Linked DNA regions of Homo sapiens: region 2 is linked to region 1. The links are chromatin loops, found by intact Hi-C in ENCODE. Cell type or tissue: GM12878. All regions are shown on one strand. Links, peaks and the distances in the headings refer to the core of each region. The heading gives the core; the rest is flanking DNA.

Region 1 (2,907 bases), core at 221-2,720:
GTAATCCCAGCACTTTGGGAGGCCAAGGTAGACAGATCATTTGAGGTCAGGAGTTCGAGAACAGCCTGGCCAACATGGTGAAACCCCGTCTCTACTAAAAATACAAAAATTAGCTGGGCGTGGTGGCATGCGCCTATAATCCTAGCTACTCGGGAGGCTGAGGCAGGAGAATCATTTGAACCCAGGAGGTGGAGGTTGCAGGGAGCCAAGATTGCACCACTGCACTCCAGCCTGGGTGACAAGAATGAAACTCTGTCTCAATAATTTAAAAAAAAAAGAAAAAAAGACCAGCCTGGGCATTACATAGCGAGACCTTTTCTCTACAAAAAAATGAAAAAATTAGCCAGGCATGGTGGTACGTGTCTGTAGTTCCGGTTACTTGGGAGGCTGAGGCAGGAGGATCGCTTGAGCCCAAGAGACTGAGGCTACAGTGAGCTAAGATCGTGCCACTGCACTCCAGCCTAGGTGACAACAGATCAAGACTCTGTCTCCAAAAAAAAGAGAGAAAGCTTTGCAACGTGTCTACTGAAAATATTTAGTTCATTCTGGACAACTGGGTGTAGACAGTCTGTTTCCAGTTGAGTTCAACATAAAATCTCCTTGAATTGTCAGCTCTGAAAAAACAAATCACTTCTTGAATTTTGTGAGGCACAGGCTGAGTTCCCTTAAACGCGTTAAGATAATCTGAGCATCCTGGTTAACCAATCTTGGAGTTTTGGGGTCTGTAAGACACCAGATGAGAGTCCAGCCTTCTGTGCATGGAAAACTAGGTCTTCGTGTTCAGTGCAAATTTAGCCGTGGGGGAAAAACTGACTAAATATTTCTCTTCCTGTGACATTTTTCACAGTTCCTAATTTGTTCTTGCTGACTTCTGAGGCGTTACATTTTCTGGTTGATTAATTGCGTTCCTTGTTGTCTACCCTTAAGGCAGCCAGGAGAAGGAAGTGCGCCTTCTTCCTTGCTGTGCTTGCCATAGATCAATCAAGGTTTGCTGAAATGGATTTAATTGTATCTCACTTGGCCCATTATGCTGGCTGACTGCTTGGAATTTTCTTGGAGGGACCTTATTTGGTGGCCAATGAAGGTTCTTCTCCATTTGGCCTCTATGAGGATCAAGACAGACTTAGCCCCGTCAGATATTTTGGAATCTTTTCACTTTCATGTCAGGAGACCCTAGAAAAAAACCGGAGTCACTTTCAGACCAAACCAACCACCAGCCAGGAGGAGGGTTAAAAAAGAAAACGCAAGAAACCAGGCATGGGTGGCATTTAGTTAAACAGAGACGAGGACTCTTTTTGGAACTCCAAACTCCTACTTGGTAGGTTATTCCAAGATTCCCCCAATTTGCTAAAATAGTATTCCTTTTTAACTCCGGAACAAATCGCTGGGCCTCCCCTCAGATAAACATTCCCGAAATGAGAGACCCGAGAGGTGTTTTGAGGAATGAGCTGAAGTCCAATGGGCCCTTTCAGAAGGGGGTTCCGGGGGATTGGTGGGACGGATGGCTCTGATGTCCTTGGCTGGCTCCGCTTGTCCCTTGACTCTGATTTGAGTCAGAGGAAATCATCTGAGCGGTGAGTATTTCCAGCACCACACTTCAGTTTTGTGACGTGGAACCAGTGATTTTTTTTTTCCCCTTTGTGGTCTGGTCTCTTGCATCTCCCATGTCCTGCTTGTGTGTGGGTGTGCGTGGGGGGTTCATATGCAGTTCCCTGGGTCTCAGCGATGGATGGCCCGTGCTCTGTTTGTAATCATCCACGGAACCTCAGGCGTGGTCTGGTTCCTGATGAGAACAAGATGCCGTTGTCCTATCGAGGAACCTAGCTCTCTGGGGAGCCCTGACCCTGGTCAGCAGCTTGCTCTGTCTGTGGTTTGATCTGGGAATTTGGTATCAGGAGTATAGGCCCATTAAAAAAGAAAAGCTCAGACCAGGCATGGTGGGTCACGCATGTAATCCCAGCACTTTAGGAGGCCGAGGTGGGAGGATCACTTGAGGTCAGGAGTTCGAGACCAGCCTGGCCATCATGGCGAAACCCTGTCTCTACCAAAAATCCAAAAAATTAGCTAGGCGTGGTAGCATGTGCCTGTAATCCCAGCTGCTCGGGAGGCTGAGGTATGAGAATCTCTTGAACCTGGGAGGTGGAGGTTGCAGTGAGCTGAGATCGTGCCACTGCACTCCAGGCTGGGGGACAGAGCAAGACTCCATCTCAAAAACAAAAAACAAAAAACAAAAACAAAACCAAAACCCAGGTTGGGTGTGGTGGCTCATGCCTGTAATCCCAGCACTTTGGGAGGCTGAGGCGGGTGGATCACCTGAGGTTAGGAGTTCGAGACCAGCCTGGCCAACATGGTGAAACCCCGTCTCTACTAAAAATACAAAAATTACCTGGGCGTGCTGGTGCATGCCTGTAATCCCAGCTACCCGGGAGGCTGAGGCAGGAGAATTGCTGGAACCTGGGAGGCTGCGGTTGCAGAGAGCCGAGATTGCACCACTGCACTCCAGCCTGGGGGACAGAATGAGACTCCGTCTCAAAAAACAAAACAAAACAACCCAAACCAAAAATAAAACGAAAAAGAAAAGTTCAGAGCCTGGGCACCATAGTGAGACTTTGCCTCTACAAAAAAAATAAAAAGTTAGCTGCACATGATGGGGCAGGCCTGTAGCCCCGGCTACTCGGGAGTCTGAGGCAGGAAGATCACTAGAGCCTGGGAGTTCGAGGTGATCTCGCACTGTGCGAGCTGTGATCGCACTACTGTACTCCAGCCTGCACGACAGAGCGAGATCCTCTCTAAAAATAAGAATAAAGAAAAGCTTGGGCCCTGGGCACCATGCTAGGTGCTTTAACATTTTTTGTGTTTTTTTAGTGTTTCTTTTAAAAAAATATTTTTATTTCAATAGTTTTAGGG
Region 2 (2,907 bases), core at 93-2,592, 110 kb before region 1:
CACTGTCTTCCTGCACTGACTTAAAAGGGAGGTCCTCGTCCTGCCTCACAGCGGGTATTCTCAAGGCTTACAGTAGCATCTGGCACTCAGTACTTGCTCAAGAAAGAGGTGATGTTCTAACAAAAACCAGACAAACTCTGATTGCCTAATTTCTGAAACTTGGGGACAGGTGAAGGATGATGTATAATACTGCTCTCTCTACTGGTCGGTATGTTTTAAAACCCCCTTGGAAAACGACGAAAGAAAGCGCTCGGCCGGGCGTGGCGGCTCAGGCCTGTAATCATAATTGCTTGAACTCAGGAAACAGAGGCTGCAATGAGATCATATCACTGCACTCCAGCCTGAGTGACAGAGTGAGACTCTGCCTGAAAGGAAAAAAAAAAAAAGTGCTCAGAATCTCTGATAAATGACCACAACGACGAGACAGCATACAGAGAACAATGACAATAACCAAGAGGAAATCAGAGCAAGGAAACCCTCCCTGTTAACAGGGCCTGTGCACAGAGGCAGGCGAGGGCCGCCATTCCATCAGAGCAGAAAGCCCATCTGAGACTGTTCCCATTTGGGTCAATTCAATGCCACACATACATATCCATGAAAGAGTGAAATCATTCCGTGAGGTGAAGTTTATTAAGAAACTCAACAGTCTCTGTCCCTGCTTCCCTTTCTCACCTCCGCCCTTCTCCATGATTCTTTTTTTTTTTTTTTCTTTGAGACAGGATCTTGCTCTGTCACCCAGGCTAGAGTGGAGTGTGATGGCTCGATCTCAGCTCACTAAAATCTCCACCTCCTGGGCTCAAGTGAAGTGATCCTCCCACCTCAGCCTCCCAAGGAGCTGAGACAGACACAGGCCACCATGTCTGGCTAATTTTTGTATTTTCAGTAGAGACAGGGTTTCGCCATGTTGCCCAGGCTGGTCTTGAACTCCTGGACTCAAGCAATCCTCCTGCCTCGGCCTCCTGAAGTGCTGGGATTACAGGTGCGAACCACCACGCCCTACCCGCTCCATAATTCTTTTTAGCTAATTCTTTTAATGTCTGCCTTCAGAGTGAACCTTGGTTGTTCAGCTTGGGGCATTAGCGACTGACTTCCCAAGGCGACAGGCGAAAATGCAGCGCTCTCCTCCCCACACCTTCTCTGCCCAGGTGCATCATAATTTCAATTAGAGCAGCAGTCAGTGTTTACATAAATTACTATCATTGCGGCGAGGCTATCCACAGCTGCGCCTTGTAGTACACCATAATTATTTTTCGTTTCCCGCACGATGGTTTATTTTCCCTGGAACTAATAACAGCCTTGTGTTTTCATTTGCTTTGTTTAGTACTTATCACTAATCCCGCCCCAACTCTGCCAACTGTATCAACTCCTCTCCAGATGCTGCAGCATGTCAGGTGTCCTGCTAATTTCATCTTCTCCCAAAGAATCTCCTCTTGGAGCCTCTGACCAGCTGGGGTCAGGACATGTCTGCTCTTCACACCAGCACCTGGCTGGGATTTCCCTTCAGCAGGTTCTTCTCACCTCTCACCTGGGGGAAATCCTGTTCCCACCAGCCAGTCTCTCTCAGTCTAGACTTACTGCCTCATCTGGGGAGACTACATCTGCCAATCACCTCCTTAAAGCATGAGGAACAAATCTGGGAGCAAGTCTGAAGTTGTCTTTACCCTACCCTCCCTTGCCTGAGTGTAGACTTCCAGGCTGCAAATGCATCCTTCAGAATTTCTCAAGCAAGGCCCTCCCGTCTCCTGCCACCCAGTGCTGCTTTGAAAAAGCCCAAGCCCTTCTGCTTCTTTTCATTTTAATTGTAGTTAGTTCTTCTGCCTTTTTCCACATGTTCTAACCTTCTGCCTCTTGACCTGTGATGACCTATTTGTGATTTGTTTTTACTTTCTCCTCTTGTTCTGAGATTTCACAACAGTATGTCCTGGAGAGGGTACGCAAGGATCTTTTTTTTTTTTTTTTTTTTTTTTTTTTGAGACGGAGTCTCACCCTTGTTGCCCGGGCTGGAGTGCAATGGCATGATCTCCACTTACCGTTACCTCCGCCTCCCAGGTTCAAGCAATTCTCCTGTCTCAGCCTCCTGGGCAGCTGGGATTACAGGCACCTGCCACCATACCTGGCTAATTTTTGTATTAGCCAGGGTTTCACTATGTTGGCCAGGCTGGTCTCAAACTCCTGGCCTCAAGTGATCCGTCCACCTCGGCCACCCAAAGTGCTGGGATTACAGGCGTGAGCCACAGCGCCTGGCCTCTGAACTCTCACTATCCAAATTCTGGGGTCAACAGCTGCAGACATGCTTTCAAATAAATCCTTCCCCTCCCAAGCTCTCACTAGTCTTTATCTGAAACTCAGCCTCTCTCACTATCCAAGTTTGCTGCCCAGACTTTTAATTTTTTAAATTTTATTTTTGAGACGGAGTCTCATTCTATTGCCCAGGCTGGAGTGCAGTGGCACGATCTGGGCTCACAGCAACCCCCGCCTCCTGGGTTCAAGCAATTCTCCTGCCTCAGCCTCCTGAGTATGGGATTACAGGCACCCACCACCATGCTTGGCTAATTTTTGTATTTTTAGTAGAGATGGGGTTTCATCATGATGGCCAGGCTGGTCTCGAACTCCTGACCTCAGTGATTCACCTACCTCCTAAATTGCTGGGATTACAGGCATGAGCCACCACACCCAGCCTTCCCAAGCTTTTAATATCCAAGCTGAGAAGTGAAGAGGCTATGAAAGTGAAGGATACCTGCATTTTCACCCGTGGTACTGGCCACTGGGTGAGCCTCTTTAACCCAGAAAGTTTGGGTTCTAGGAAATTATTTTGTGAATTTCATCCTGTTTTCCCTATTTTTTTCTTCTGGAAACTTTTTAAAATGTATTTTATTTTATTTTTTAGAGATGGGGTCTTGCTCTGTC

What was found. Hi-C counts contacts between places; a loop is a spot of excess contacts. Peaks named below come from ENCODE experiments on the same cell type or tissue, not always from the same donor. Only the 100,000 strongest peaks of a DNase experiment are listed, where the experiment ranks them.
Region 2: it touches region 1 in a loop (3-fold over the local background); 1 of 110 quality-filtered maps calls a loop at or near these places.

The regions. Positions count from the first base shown.
Region 1 is chr7:2,298,012-2,300,918 of GRCh38, reverse strand. All of the region lies in intron 1 of SNX8 (sorting nexin 8), which reads left to right. Among named protein-coding and RNA genes, the nearest start is that of SNX8, 15 kb to the left of the region's middle. In GM12878, for the core only: no CTCF peak of the experiment used is centred there; DNase peaks (open chromatin) are centred at 638, 862 and 1,618; H3K4me3 peaks cover 2,015 bases; H3K27ac peaks cover 2,344 bases.
Region 2 is chr7:2,407,427-2,410,333 of GRCh38, reverse strand. All of the region lies in intron 1 of CHST12 (carbohydrate sulfotransferase 12), which reads right to left. Among named protein-coding and RNA genes, the nearest start is that of CHST12, 5.3 kb to the right of the region's middle. RefSeq lists enhancers at 1,410-1,529, 1,540-1,599. In GM12878, for the core only: a CTCF peak has its summit at 1,437 (motif pointing right); no DNase peak of the experiment used is centred there; H3K27ac peaks cover 116 bases.